Regions from separate parts of the Homo sapiens genome. Here region 2 is linked to region 1. A link is an interaction called in ENCODE POLR2A ChIA-PET data of the cell type or tissue named here. Cell type or tissue: PC-3. All regions are shown on one strand.

Region 1 (8,000 bases):
GTGGGAAGATTGCCTAAAGTTATCAAATCCATTTATTGAAGTTTCTTTGCTTAGAATATGCATGTTGGCAAATATATCTTGGGGAGAAATTTAGCCTTTCTATCTCAAACTAAGTAAAGGAACATGTGTCTAGATTTCATCAGGAGCAATAATTCCTACTACAGTGAAGTTCATTATAAGCATCAGAGTACTCAGTCTCTTTGCTGAAATAGTCAACTGGCATTTCTTACCATACTTTTTCTTTGTGAGTTATAGTACACCCTCTCTGAAGTATGCCCCAAAGATGATAAATGCGAGCTTTGGGTTAAGAAAGGTTCAAACAGTTAGAATAAAGAATTCCTCTTTTAACAGAAGGCAACTATCAGAACAGGTAAAATCTAGGTATGTTCTGCCATCGTATATAATGGGGGGAATAAAGACTGTATGAATGTTTCTATTGTTCTTTGACCCTCAATAGGCATGTCTTTAGAACAGAACAAGATTGAAGAATACAATCCAACTTAGAAGCGGATATATTTCTGCATATGGAATACCCTACGGCACCCTATGGAAACATGGAACAAACAGATTTTCCTCTATCTCACTGATAAAAAATTAAGAAAAACACACAATAATTATGCAAAAATGAGAGTTTAGTACCAGGAAATAATTTTCTGATAATAATCAAGAGGTTAAGAAAATTTATGACGTTATTATGAATAATTAATGTAGGTCTCAATATTTTATAATAATAATAAAAAGGGGGAGTGGCCAAGATGGTCAACTAGAGGCAACTAGTGTGTGTGACTCTTATGGAGAGAAACAGAGGGGCAAGTAAATACAGCACTTTTAACTGAAACATTCGGGTACATACATTGGGACTAATCAAGGAAACTACCAGACCCACGAAGAATGGAAAAAAGCAAGGCAGGATGATAGCCCACTCAGGAGCAACATGGAGCCAGGGGAACTTCCCCCACCCAGGGAAGTCGTGATTGAATGTGAAACCCCAGGAACTCATGCTTCTCTGACAGATCTATGCAACCTTATGTCAGGAGATCTCTCTGTGAACCCACTCCACCAGGACCTTCAGATTGAAGGTCCAAAACTATATGGAGTCTCAACAGAGCAGCTATTCAAGCACATGTGGAGACCCAAGAGCCTTAGAAATGCAGGCTTTCCAGGCCTGCTTGCAAAATAGCTGCAACTCCAGCAAAGTGGGAGTTTAGACCCCTGTACATATCCCTAGGAAAGGAGTTAAATCCAGGGGGCTGAGCAGTGACAGTTTGCAGGCTTCACTTCCATGGCACCTCACAGGATAAGACCCACTGGCTTGGAATTCCAGACAGCCACCAGTAGCAGCTTTATCTCTCCCTACAAAAACTTGGCCAGAATGCTTGTTTAAGCAGGTCCCCAACCCTTTGCTCCTCACTGGGTGGTACCTCCCAGCCAGGGTCTCCAGCCACCCCCAATGGTGTTTTCAGGTGAACAGAGATTTGAAGCCACCCTGGGACAGAGCTTCCAGAGGAAGGGGCAGACCACCATCTTTGTTGTTAGGGTGACCTACCTGTTCCAGCCTTTAGGCTTTGGAGATTTCAAGCTGATTGGGAGTAGAAATGGACCCCCAGCACACCATAGCTGCTCTATAAAACATGGCCAGATGGCTTTTATAAGTGAGTCCCCAAACCCATTCCTCCTCACTGGGTGGGACCTCCAAATGGGGTCTCTAATCACCTCCTACAGGTGCATTTGGGCAGGACACAGGTCCATAGCTCCCTGGAATGGAGCTCCCAGAGGGAGGGGCAGGCTGCCATCTTTGCTGTTTCACAGCCTTCACTGATGATATCTCCAGGTGAAAGTCTGAGGTGACTAGGGACTGGATGGGACCCCCAGCATACCACAGCAGCCCTACAGAAAATTGTCCAGATTGTCACATGGGTGCCCATTTCCATATCTCCTCACGAGGCAAGGACTCCAGGCCTGGGCCTCCAGGCATGCTCCCTTTTAGAGCTATGGAGCCAGTAGCGGTTCTGCAACTCCCTAGACAGTGTCTCCAGGAGCACTCCAATTCCTCTGCAGTAGAATTGCCCTTGCTACCCTCGGACTAATGAAGGAGCAAAGACCCTAAGTGCTTTACCCACTCCTCCAACAAGCTGCAGTCTGACCCAAAGAGAGCAGGCCAGCCCATCTCCCATGGGTACCACCGTCCCCCCACTCATCACCAGACAGGGAATCCCCAGCTTTGATGACAGCATAAACCCTCCATCCTTAGTTGAGTATACTGAGTGATTGCTGGCCTGCATCTTTCTTGGGGGAGCCCCCTGGAAAAAAACAAAAGACCCTTGACCACAACCACTACTAAGGTCCCTTCCTCTGCTGCCTCCATGTTGGGGAAGGATCATGAACACTGAGATCACCCTGGAGCTGCAGTGGGCAGCCCAGGAGTGCTAAGCTGTGATGTACAGCCAACACTCAAGGGCAAGAGGAATTCACACATTCAGACCATTGAGAGGGAATACAATTTCAACTGTGAGGAAACACAGGAAACACAACTGAGGAAGGGTCTACCAACTGACCAGTGTACCTAAGTGCCACCTAATGGATCACACCCCAAAGCTTCAACACCAAAAATGGCTTGCTAACATATTCCCATCTAAAACCAAAAATGAGAAGTCAGCTTCAAATAGACCCTGCACAAAGCCTCGTCCCTGTGAAAAGACTCAGAAAAGAAATCTACTGACTACAAGAGATTCAGTGTACACTGCAGTTAAAGGTACACCCACATGCAGAGATGAAAAGGAACAAACACAAGAACTCTGGTAACTCAAATGGCCAGAGTGTCATATGTCTTCCAAATGACTATACCAGTTCTCCAACAAGAGTTCTTAACCAGGCTGAGCTGGGTGAAATGACATAAATAAAATTCAAAATGTGGATAGGAATGAAGATCATCGAGATTCAGGAAAACAGCAAAACCCAACCAAGGAAACTACTAACAACATTAAAACAATATAGGAACTGAAGGATGAAACAGCCAGTATAAAAAAGAACCTATCGGATCTGACAGAGCTGAATAACACAATAGAAAAATTTCACAATAAAATCACAAGTATTAACAGCAGAATAAACCAATGAGGAAAGAAACTGAACTTGAAGACTGGCTTACTGAAACAAGACAGACACAAAATTTTTAAAAAGAATAAAAAGGAATAAACAAAACCTCTAAGAAGTATGGAATTATGTAAAGAGGCCAAATCTACAAATCACTGGCATTCCTGAAAGGGAGGGGCAGAAAACAAGCAACTTGGAAAACATATTTCAGGATACCATTCATGAAATATTCCCCAACATTGCTAGAGAAGCCAACAGTCCAATTCAGAAAATACAGAGAACTCCTGCAATATTCTGCACAAGAATATCATCCCCAAGACACACAATTATCAGATTTTCCAAGGCTGAAATGACAAAAGAAAGAATGTTAAAAGCAGTTAGAAAGAAAAGGCAGGTCACCTACAAAGGGAACCCCATCAAGCTACCAGCAGACCTCTCAGCTGAAACCCTGCAAGCCAGAAGAGATTGAGGGCCTATATTCAATGTTCTTAAAAAAAAAAAAAAATCTTAAACCAAAAATTTTATAACCAGCTAAACTAAATTTCTTAGGTGAGGGAGAAATAAAATTCTTTTATGATAAGCAAATGTTGAGGGTGTTTGTTACCAACAGACCTGCTTTACAGGAGATCTTGAAAGGAGCACTAAATATAGAAAGAAAAGAAAGCCCACTACCAGCTAATACAAAAACACACTTAAATACACAGACCAGTGATGCTATAAAGCAACCATGCAAACAAGCCAGCCCAATAACAAGCTAACAACACAATGATAAGATCAAATCCACACATATCAATACTAACCTCAAATTTAAACGTGATAAATGCCCCCACTTAAAAAGCAGGGTGGCAAGCTAGACAGAAAATGGCAAGCTATGACTCAATGGTGTGCTGTCTACAGGAGACTCAGCTCACATGTAATGACACCCATAGGATCAAAATAAAGAGATGGGGAAAAATCTACCAAGAAAATGGAAAACAGAAAAAAGCAGGGGTTGCAAGCCTAATTTTAGACAAAACAAACTTTAAGCCAACAAAGATAAAAAAAAAGAGGCAGAAGGGCATTATATAATGGTAAAGTGTTCAATTCATCAAGAAGACCTAACTATCAAATATATATGCACCTAACACAGGAGTACCCAGATTTGTAAAGCAAGCTCTTAGAGATCCACAAAGAAACATAGACTCCCACATAATAATAGTGGGAAACTTCAACACTCCACTAACAGTATTAGACAGATCATCAAGGCAAAAAATTAACAAAGATACTTTGGACCTGAATTCAACATTGGAACAAATGGATCTGATAGACAGATCTCTACAGAACTCTCCACCCTAAAACAATAGGATAAACATTCTTCTAATCATAATATGGCACATACTCTAAAACTGACCATGTACTTGGACATAAAACAATCCTCAGCAAATGCAAAGGAACCAAAATCATACCAAATGCACCCACAAGCCACAGCACAATAAAAGTAGAAATTGAGACTAAGAACATTGCTCAACACTATGCAATTAAATGGAAATTAAACAACATGCTCCTGAATGAATTTTGGGTAAATAATGAAATTAAGGCAGAAATCGAGAAATTCTTTGAAACCAATGAGAACAAAGATACAACATATCAGAGTATCTGAAACACAGCTAAAGCAGTGTTAAGAGGGAAAATTATAGTATTAAATGCCTATCAGAAAGTTAGAAATATCTCAAATTAACAGCCTAACATCGCAACTGAAAGAATTAGAGAAGCAAGAGCCAATCAACCCCAAAGCTAGCAGGAGACAAGAAATAACCAAAATTAGATCTGAACTGAAGGAAATCGAGACACACACACACACACACACACACACACACACACACAAAACAACATTCAAAAGATCAATGAATCCAGGAATTGGTTTTTGAAAACATTAACAAATAGATAGGCTGCTAGCTAGACTAATAAAGAAGAAAAAAGAGGAGATCCAAATGACCACAATTGGAAATGATAAAGGGAATGTTACCAGTGACCCAAAGAAATAAAAATAGCTATCAGAAACTACTATGAACACCTCTATGCACACAAACTAGAAAACTAGAAGTAATGGATAAATTTCTGGACACATACACCCTCCCAAGGCTGAACCAGGAAGAAATTGATTCCCTTAACAGATCAATGATGAGTTCTGAAACTGAATCGGTAATAAATATCCTATGAACCAAAAAAAGCCCAGGACCTGATGGATTCACAGCCGAACTCTACCAGATATACAAAGAGGTGGTACATTCCTACTGAAACTATCCAAAAAATTGAGAAGGGAGTCCTCCCCAGCTCATTCTATGAGGCCAGTATCATCTTGATACCAAAGGCTGACAGAGACACAATAACAAAAAAAAGAAAACTTCAAGCAAATATCTTTAATGAACATTGATGCAAAAATCTTCAACAAAATACTGGCAAACCAAATCCAGCAGCACATCAAAAAGCTAATCTACCATGATTAAGTAGACTTCATCCCTGGGAAGCCAGGTTGGCTCAACTTACACAAATCAATAAATGTGGCTCATAACATAAACAGAACTAAAGACAAAAACTGCATGATTATCTAAATAGATGCAGAAAAGGCTTGTGATAAAATTCAATATCCCTTCATATTAAAAACTCTCAATAAACTATGTACTAAAGGAACATACCGCTGAATAATAAGAGCAATCTATGACAAACCCACAGCCAACATCCTACTTAATGGGCAAAAGCTGGAAGCATTCCTCTTAAAAACCAGCACAAGACAAGGATGCCCTCTTGTCACCACTCCTATTCAACATAGTATTGGAAGTCCTAGCCAGAGAAATCAGGCAAGAGAAAGAAATAAAAGGCAACCAAATAGGAAAAGAGGAAGTCAAAAATTATCCCTGTTTGCAAATGACATAATTTTATATCTGGAAAACTCAGTAGTCTTGGCCCAAAAGCTCCTTCAGCTAAAAAATTTCAGCAAAGATACAGGATACAAAATTAATGTACAAAAATCACTAGCATTTCTGTACACCACCAACAGCCAATCCAAGAGCAAAATTAGGAAGGAAGTCCCATTCACAAACGCCACAAAAAGAATAAAATACCTAGGAATACAGCTAACCCGGGCGGAGGGCGGGGGCGGGTGAAAGATCTCTACAATGAGAATTACAAAACACTGCTGAAACAAAGACACAAAGAAATGCAAAAACATCACATGTTTATGGATAGGAAGTATCAATATCATTAAAATGGCCTTACTGCCCAAAGCAATCTAGAGATGAAATGCTATTCCCATCAATGACATTCTTGACAGAACTAGAAAAACCTATTGTAAAATTCACATGGAACCAAAAAAAAGAGCCCTAATGGGCAATAATAAGGCAATTCTAAGCAAAAGGAACAAAGCTGGAGTCATCACACTATCCAGCTTTATACTACAGGGTTACAGTAACCAAAAGAGCATGGTACTGGTACAAAAACAAACGCATAGATCAATGGAAAGGATAGAGAGCCAAGATCAGACTATCTGATCTTTGACACAGCTGACAAAACAACCAATAGGAAAGAGGCTCCCTGTTTAATAAATTGTGCTGGGATAACTGGCTGGCCAAACTCAGAAGATTGAAGCTGGACTCCTTTCTTACACAACATAAAAAACAACTCAAGATGGATTAAAGACTTGAAAGTAAAACCTAATACTATAAAAACCCTGGAAGACCCACCTAGGGAATACCATCCTGACATAAGAATAGGCAAAGAAGACACCAAAAGCAATTGCAACAAAAGCAAAAATTGACAAATGGGATCTAAAATGAAACTAAAGAGCTTCTGCACAGCCAAATAAACTATTAAAAGAATAGTCAACCTATAGAATGGGAGAAAAAGGTGTAAACTATACATCTGACAAAGAGTATCTCACAACTATAAAGGAACTTATAAGAGAAAAACAACCTCATTAAAAAGTGGGCAAAGGATATGAACAGACACTTTCAAAAGAAGACATACATGCGGCCAAAAAACATGTGAAAAAAAAAAGCTCAATATCACCGATTATAAGAGAAATACAAATCAAAACCACAATGGGATACCATCTCACACCAGTAAGAACCATTATTATTAATATTAAAAAGTCACACACACACACACACACACACACACACACACACTTAATCATATAAGAAAATATATTGGGGAACTTTCATATTATTATTTAGAATAAATCAGGCACATACAAAGTGAGCTGATGACCAGATCTAGGCCTAACATATTTGATAACTGACTGAAAACTAAGCAAATGATAAAATAGATAGAACTTACTAATTTTACTATACCCTGCCTCTATGCAAAATAAAATTAAATATTCAGAAATATACATATTTTTATCAATTTAAATACAAATGTTTAAAAATTAATAAAACCTACATTTTTTTCTTCTGAATTTTTCCATATTGAATTTTCCATGGGTCAGATTAAATAAATCATTGCTACAGCTCCATGTACCCTTTATATAAAATTCCACAAATACATATTTAGTCTTTTCAACTATGCTTTGTATAAAGACAGGCACATTTGTACAGAATTAATAATGCCACACTATATACAAAGAGGACTATAGTGACTAAAATCATACATTTTTATTCAGAATTTTTGACATTCTTCTTAATTATACTTATGTACGTTTCTAACTCAATTGAATTCTTTTCTTTTTTTTTTAATTCCATAAATGGTGTATCCCTGTTAGCTTTCACTATGGCAATATCCCTGTTCTCCGTTTAGGAACACATAAATTGCATATTGTAACACGAGAAGAACCATCATTCAGCTGAATACATATTTTCATGGATTAATGGTATTTTTCAAACAAAAATATGTTCTCTATTACAGGGAAGATAACAAATTTGAAGCAAACATCT
Region 2 (8,000 bases), 180 kb before region 1:
ATTTTCATTTAATTGCGGAGAATATACATTTATTCTTTTTCAGGTATAATATGTCATCTTCAATGTTGATTTTTCATATGTTAATCTATTTGAAAGGGAATACATCTTTTCTATCTATTTTGTCTGAGCTTCATGTCATAAATGAATGAAAGGACATTATATTTTCTACTATCAAACATTTTTTGCACATTTTATGGTTTAAGAAAAGTAGAAATTATATGGATAAGTAGCCATTTTTCTTCTATAAAGACTTCTTATTTGTTCAGAAAAGGGATTAATGTATTCTCATAGTTTTTCAGGATGTAATTTTCAGGAAGCCAAAACATGAATTTCATACAATTATGTAGCGAGCAAGTGACAAAATTGACTTAACTCATTAGTGAAGGATCCAGCAGAATTATAAAGCTGGTCCAAAAGAGAGTAAGAAAGACTGTTACGGATAAACAGTGAATTAAAGACAGAATGCTGAAAGAAAATTAAATAAATGTAAAGTTGGTTGATGTTCTACAAGGCAATAAAACTACAACTTTTGTGTTATCTTTCCTACTAGATAAAATAATTAGTATTGCTACTGAACAACAAAATTTACTCTTTTTTAAAAAAACAATTTAACATCTAATCTCATGGACTCTCAGCCTAATAAAAATAGTAAGTAAGAAAAAATGCATTCTTCCAGAGAATCATTGAAAGGGTCTATTAGACAATAGTCCATTATATCTTTGAAATAACATGCAGTCATCCATTTGTTTTATTTTCAAGTGTGAGATAATTTATCCAACCCTATAATAAAAATAGTACTTAGGTTAACACTATATGTCAGCGATTGGTACGCATTATTTCATTTAGTTCTCAGAATTAATATCAATTAGCATAAGACTTTTTCTGAAACTTATTATTTTCTTCCAAGAAGTTTTTATGAGAAAAACTTGAATGAGAGTTTGAATATTTTGAAGGTTATTGCTCTACATAGCCAAATTCATTTCTCAAAAAAGATATGCCAATTTTTAATATTTATGCAGAGTAGTATACTATGATCATCATATGAACACTATTGAGCATCATCATTTTAAAAAGTAGTCAATTTGGTAGATGTGAAACAAAGTCTTGTTTCAATGTAACTATACAATACCTAGTTACTAGTGAAGGTTACTTAAAAGTACTAGTACATATACGGGGTATATATTTATGGGGTACATGAGATATTTTGATACAAGCATACAGTGTGTAATAATCACCTCAGGGTACACGAAGTTTTCAGTTCTTCAAGCATTCATTATTTGTGTTTCAAACATTTTAAATTGTACTCCTTCTGTTATTCATTATTCTAAAATATACAACAAATTATTGCTGATTGTAGTCAATTTTTTAAAGCATGGTTTTAACTGGACATGGTGGAACATACCTGTAGTACTAGCTACTTAGATGAGAGACAAAACGATTTCCTGAGTTCAGGAGTTTGAAGCTGTAGTGTGTAACAATTGTGCCTGTGAATAGCCACTGCACTCTAGCCTGGGCCACACAGGAAGATCCTAACTCAAAAAAATAAAAAAATTAAAAATTAAAAAAAAACAATGGTTTCGTTACTTTCTTTTAAGATTGCTTTTGCTTATTTTTCTATTAAGGCATTAGTATTCATGTTTTTTTTATTCCTTTCCACTTCTACTATCTGAGAGACATTAACCCTTTGTGCTTTTTCTTTCAGCTTTATTAAGGTATAATTGTCAAATAAAAATGGAATATATTTAATGTGTACAAACCCTTTTATGTGTAATTCTTATACATCAAAGAGCTTGTCATGAAAAATATTAACAGGGCATTTTGTGTGAGGATTAATGACACCTAAATGAAACTCATTTGTGATAACCTGAAACTCAACACAAGATTATGCTAGTAAAGACATAGTATTGTTTCCTCATTCCCCATTAAAACTCTTTTATTGAAAAATATAGTACACATATGTATATAAATAATGTTACTAAGCATGGAGAACCGAAACTAAAGGAAACAGGGATATTTGCAAATGTGAAATTATTTGCAAATTGACTGCAACAATTATATTAATAAGTAAACAGTATAGCTTTAAGGGATTACATTTTGAAGAACTTAGAATAACTAGGTAAACTTCCATAATAGTTTAAATCATTTCTTGTGAGGTGCTAGTAAAACAAAATCAAGAACGGAAACAGAAATACACCCAAGATTATGTAGCTTATGTTGCATGTGAAGTGCATATATACATAGCATGTAATACATATATATATATACACACACATATATATACTTATGTTTACAAAGATGAAGATGTTTATACAGATGTTTATACATGTATATATGTGTACATATATACATATATATACACAGAACATGTCATTACTATTTTTGGTGTCTTGATTTTCTCTGGAATCACTGACCATATCAAATTAAGATGGGTATGTATTTTTTAGTTATCCTAACTCCCAGGGATATAAAAAGGTAACTAAACTTTAACATTGGCTATTGTAATGTTTTTCACTTCATAATGATTTGGGTGCATATATGGATATAATATATGATTTATTATATAAAATTATAAAGAAAATATTATAAATAATGAAATAGTATAGGACACATGTGTATATGCACATACAGAAACATGAAATATAGATGAATAGAGAAAGATTATGATAATAAATAATGAAAAACATGATTTATCTGAGCACTGCATAAATCAGTGTGTATCAGAATCATGGAAGACCTTGAGATTATTTTTTTGTTTGGTGTTGTTGGGGGTAGGGGATAAACTCCCAAAGTAAGTAGGAGCGATTCATATTCTTTGCCAAGGCTCAGAAAGAACTCACAAGTTTGTTGGCTTTCCTTTCCCTCCCTCCCTCATCGTCTGCCTGGGAAGCCCATGATTAGAAGCCTGGCGGGGTGGAGGGTGGTGGGGTGGTTTTAGGAGGGGCAAAATCCCAGTAAAACACGTCCATGAGAAAGCTCTCCTGGCCCTTGCCCCTAAATAGTGCTTTCCCATGAGTGCCAGGTACCTGGTGGGAGCTGCGCTGGGCCTCCCACAGGCACCCGAACTCTCCCATCTCCATTCCTCTGCCCTGCTTCTGGATTCGAGCTCTCCTGGGACCAGATGAAGCCCTCCCTCCCTTAGACTTCCACTTCACATTTCGAGCTCCAGCAGATCCCCTCGGTGTGTCTTCTTTACTCCTTGAGGGGCAGGAGCAGTTTGCTTTTCCTCTGAAATTCCCAGGGCTCTAAAGGCCCAGTGAATGTCAAAGATGGGGTAGGGGTCAACATAAACGCCTTGGGAGTCAAACACTAAACTCCAGCTGGTTCCTAGACCAAACTGTGATGCATCAGCCCTGGAGCCCTGTGGTCCTTCAGGTCCTTCGACTTTTGCAAGATGAACTTGAGAGTGTGGAGCAGGGGCCTGGAAGAAACTCTTAAGACCGTGAACTCAGGGACTTAACAATTCTAAGTGGTCTGTGAGTCCACCTTGATCCGGTTTCCAGCTTCCCTCTCCCTAATATATTTTAAAGTCCTGACACCCTGGCAGGGGATCTGGGGTCGAATGAGTTGGCAAAGAGAGTTCTCAGCAATCCCTCATGCTTGCCATGATCAGATGACTTTTCACAGACTGGAGCTGACCAGGAGTTGGGGGATATTTACTTTTAATCCTTTTATGTGTGTTCAGTACACCTTGTGTGGTTGGGTGTGGAAAGCGGGGGAGGGGGGATTTCCAGATCGAGTGAAACTCCCGTTCCATTGGTATTACCATGCTTGTGGGGTTGGCAGTTCTTTAAGTCTGCAAATAACTACAGAACACAATAGAGTCCTCCTCCCTTCCTCTCTCTCTCTTTCTTTTTTTTTTTTCTTTTCCTGCTTCCAAACGCCTTCTTCGAGGCTGAAGCTGGGCAGGTCTCCAGAGGTGCAGCAGCCACAACAATCCCGCAGTTCAAAGTTAAGCAGCAGTTGCACAACTTCCAGCAACTTTCTCAGCCGGCTACTAATGAGCTGAAAGCCAGGAACATCCGAGGAGAAGAGAAAGCTTCCAGCCCTCCTCCCTTCACCCTGGAAATCCAGACACCCCCACCCCCACCCTCAGATCACTTTAAGATAATTTCTTTATTCGTTTGCCCGACAGACCATGGCTCCCTTTGGAAGAAACTTGCTAAAGACTCGGCATAAAAACAGGTAAAGTCAAGCGTGTGAGTAAGTGTGTGTGTGTCTCTGTGTGTGTGTGTGTCTTGTGTGTGTACTCTGGACCCTACCTGTGAAAGTATGTGTTTTGTGGTTGTTAGATTCTGATAAAAAAAGGCTTCGTGGGGACACAGTCCTAGCCTAAGGAGTTAGGCTAGTATGAATACCTAGATAGTAAGGATATTCTCCCAGTATTGATGATGGGAGTGACCAGCTCAAGGATCGCAGAGAATAAAGAGTGATTATATTTGACTCCTTTCTCCCCTTTTGACCAGTCCTGTTTCCACAACTAGCAACATAAACAGTTTCTTTTTTTGTTGCCCTGGGCATTTGAGGGTAGTACAATAAAAAGTGTCATTTTGTTTCAACAGAACTTTAGAATATTGTAGAAATAATTAAAACTTTGATAAAGATGTAACTAGTATTTATAGCCACTAAGTAGGATGAAAAATAAAACTGCTGATACAATTCAGAAACAATGCTTTGGCTCCCCTGAGAGTGAGGCATTCCTGAAACCTGGAATGTTCCCAAAGTGGAAACACTCTGGAGAGAAACTTTGTTTGAATTGATTCTTTAAAAAATCTTTGAGAATTTTAGGTAGTTTTAAGCACTAAAGAAGGATTCAAGCAGCTATCCTCTCTAATCCTTATTATTACTGTTTTACTTTGATTTGATTTGATATTTCAAGCTTGAAATGCCCATAGTATAAATAAGTTACTCAAAACACACATACACACACGTATTTTTCTAGGGACAGTATGTCTGTCTTAGTCTTATTAAATATTTTATTTACACATCAAATGTTACGTTTTCATGCCAAAAACTTGAGAATAAATTTAGACATGGGCTATATTTTTTTAAAAATATATTTATTTTGGCATAGGGGATTGTCCACCACTTTTCTCTCAATCATGCCTGTTTGTACTTGTCATAATTTGCTCAGTGCAGATTCAAAAGGATACAATTACATGGTAGGAAATGATATAATTATTTTAAAGTGTCTACATGACAATATAGAGTAATACAACTTTAAAGTAAATCTCCATACTTTATTTTGCGCACACATGTCTACTTTGAAAATCCTGTTTTTAACTCATTCCAAATGTATTCATGATTTAGGTGACAAAATTTCCTTTAGAAAGTAAATGGCCTTAATAAATACTGTAAAAGTTTCTAAGTAAGCTTTATTTTCTAATAATTTGACAATATTTCACAAATATGCTATTTATGGTAATTAAAGATAATGAAACTATATTAAAATAAAGTGGTTTGAGTATTTAAAATTTGTGTTTTGATGGTGACAATGCATTTTAAAATATTCTAGAATATTCCAGAAAAGCCTCCCCCAAGCCAAAAATAAAAATACTCTGTTTTTTAAATGATATTTTTGTAGTGGTATTTTTGTAGTATTATTTTGGCATTTGTTTAAATGTCATCAAATGTATAAAAATACTCTGGAAAACTTTATGGTTTCATAAATCAAGTTGTGTTTCTGGCATACTATCCCTGTAGTCAGGGCTTTCTGTTTGTTTGTTTGAGGTTTTTTTGTTTTGCTTTAGCAATTTGAGATTTCTGTCATTGGTATGCCAAATACAGGGCAATAAAACTTTGCATGCGCCCCTGAGTTTCCCTCAGGGAAGTGCATTCTTCAATTTCATTACATCAGTTCTGCCACTCTACTATCTACTCTACCTATAAAACTAGCTTTCTTTCGAGGAGGTGAGTATGCAAACATTTTTTAAAAGTTTTCTATGCAAAATTATGAAAAGGTGAAAATAAAAATAAAAAAGAGAGTTTAATAGTGTTGAATTTCAAGTTTCTCAGAAAATGGAATGGCTCCTGAAGATGATGCTTTGTTATAAACGCAAGTGTTTTGGAAAAGGTGGCAATAGTAAGGATATGGGTAAGCTTCTCTAATGAAAGTATTTCCCTTTACAGATTTGTATTTTTCAATCCTTAAGAAAGATTTAAACCACAGCAGTGGTCTAGGACACAAAAATATGGGTATTTCAAGTTAAGCAGTGAAAAGATCACAGAGTGTATTGAAATAGAATTAATATTTGTTTTGGTATTTACTAATGCTATATACAGGGTCTTTTGTTTTGTTTTTTCACCTTAGCAGAGGTGAGACCACAGGTGAAAATTATTTGCAAGATTAAGTTTACTCATTTTGTTTACAGTTTCCATAATGATTTGAATAACCACATTCTAAAGCACAGAAACAAAATATCTTTTCTTAAATGATGAGTGATTTATCCTTTCTTGGAAAATGTGATTTATGATAAGACAGTTATCTGATAAGAGTCACTATATTCTTCAAATACAGACATATAAAATTTATTGTACAATGTAAAGTAAGAATTTGGATAACAAATATATTTATATGCCTTATGATATATAACAGACAACAATAACAAAAAACTACTTGAGCATAATTGCATCTTTATCAGCAGGAAAATATATGAACTGTTAGAAGGAACATTGGGGATTAAAGATCATAAAATTTTGAGAAAGTCTGCTTACAGAATTTTTCTGCATGCTATTCTCTGCCTCTCTTTTCATTTTTGGTCACTCTTGGAGTGATATTTAATTACCCAAAATTGAACCTCATGAGATAGTACTATAAATGTGCTTATAATAAATGGATAGTTGAGAGTTTTAGAGACAGACAGGATGCAATTAAAACTTCAAAGTATGAGGCAATACAAAATTTTAGAAAATACAAACCATAAAGCTTGGAGAAGGTGGGGTCATATCTGTCTAGACACCATTGTGTTTTCATGTCCAGGACAGTGCCTGCCATGTGGTAGACCTACAATACAATTGTTTATTCAGTTTTGTAAACTGAATTATAATTTTTACTCAAACCATAAATATACTAATTATTTTATTCTCTATTCATCATGTGACATCAGCTGGTATTATATAAAAGTGAATACTTTTTAAAGGGTTAGTTGATATTTAATATAATTCAAAACCTAAAGAGATGGACACATAATTATATGGATTTTGAAACCAACCTAATCTTATCCTACTACATAATTTTTTTTCTAAATTTAAAGATTATTTAGTTCAACAATTTGGGAAATAGTATTCAGGAAATTTGAGAATAATAGATGCCTAAATATAAAGCCTAAAAAGTTTGTATGCCCAAATATAATCAGGCTTTTCATTTCAAACTTTCATAGAAAGACATGGAACCAACCTAAATTCTTTCTGTTTACAATGAGAGTTAATCTTTAGAATTTTTCTAATTGTAGTAATGTTTAATTGGAAGACTTCGGTTTTAAGAGAATCTGTTGCTTTTAGGAGATGAATTATTTATTTTGATTCCAGAAAAACAGAATATTCTATGACTGAATTCCAAAGATTCTTGATGCATATCTTCTTCATCAGACTTTTTGTTCAACATGAAGAATACAAATGTTTGAGAGTCTAGATATTTTTTCAGTAAGCTGTTCAAGTTCTGAAAGTGTTTTCTAAAAGTCGCTAGGGAACCAGTGTTCCTCACATAAAAGCTAAAGTAGTAAATAATGAAACACCAGTCCATTTGAGATTCATGTGGACATTCAACAATTGGATTTAGATTATGAACCTATTTACCATTCACATAGATTCCATTTGTGAATGTGATTGTCTTTATATTAGATTAGGTTTTCAAGGTAAGGATTGTTTTAATGTTAATGTGTCTAAATAGCAATCAGAAATTTTGTAAAAGTTCAGATAACTAGAATGTTATTATAAACCATTTTTTGGAACACTTGGTTGTAAGGTATGATTTCTTAGTGTTTTAATTAATAAGATTTGGAGAC

Evidence for each region. ChIA-PET counts read pairs that join two places held together with the same protein. Peaks named below come from ENCODE experiments on the same cell type or tissue, not always from the same donor. Only the 100,000 strongest peaks of a DNase experiment are listed, where the experiment ranks them.
Region 2: POLR2A ChIA-PET joins it to region 1 with 10 read pairs; 2 of 35 experiments call an interaction of 5 or more read pairs at or near these places.

The regions. Positions count from the first base shown.
Region 1 is chr12:85,647,606-85,655,605 of GRCh38, reverse strand. No RefSeq gene overlaps it. Among named protein-coding and RNA genes, the nearest start is that of RASSF9, 180 kb to the left of the region's middle. In PC-3, no CTCF peak of the experiment used is centred here; no DNase peak of the experiment used is centred here.
Region 2 is chr12:85,832,337-85,840,336 of GRCh38, reverse strand. It overlaps RASSF9 (Ras association domain family member 9), which reads left to right and starts at 3,928. Exons shown (of 2, transcript NM_005447.4): 1 at 3,928-4,182. The coding sequence starts at 4,136. In PC-3, no CTCF peak of the experiment used is centred here; no DNase peak of the experiment used is centred here; H3K4me3 peaks cover 1,515 bases; H3K27ac peaks cover 523 bases.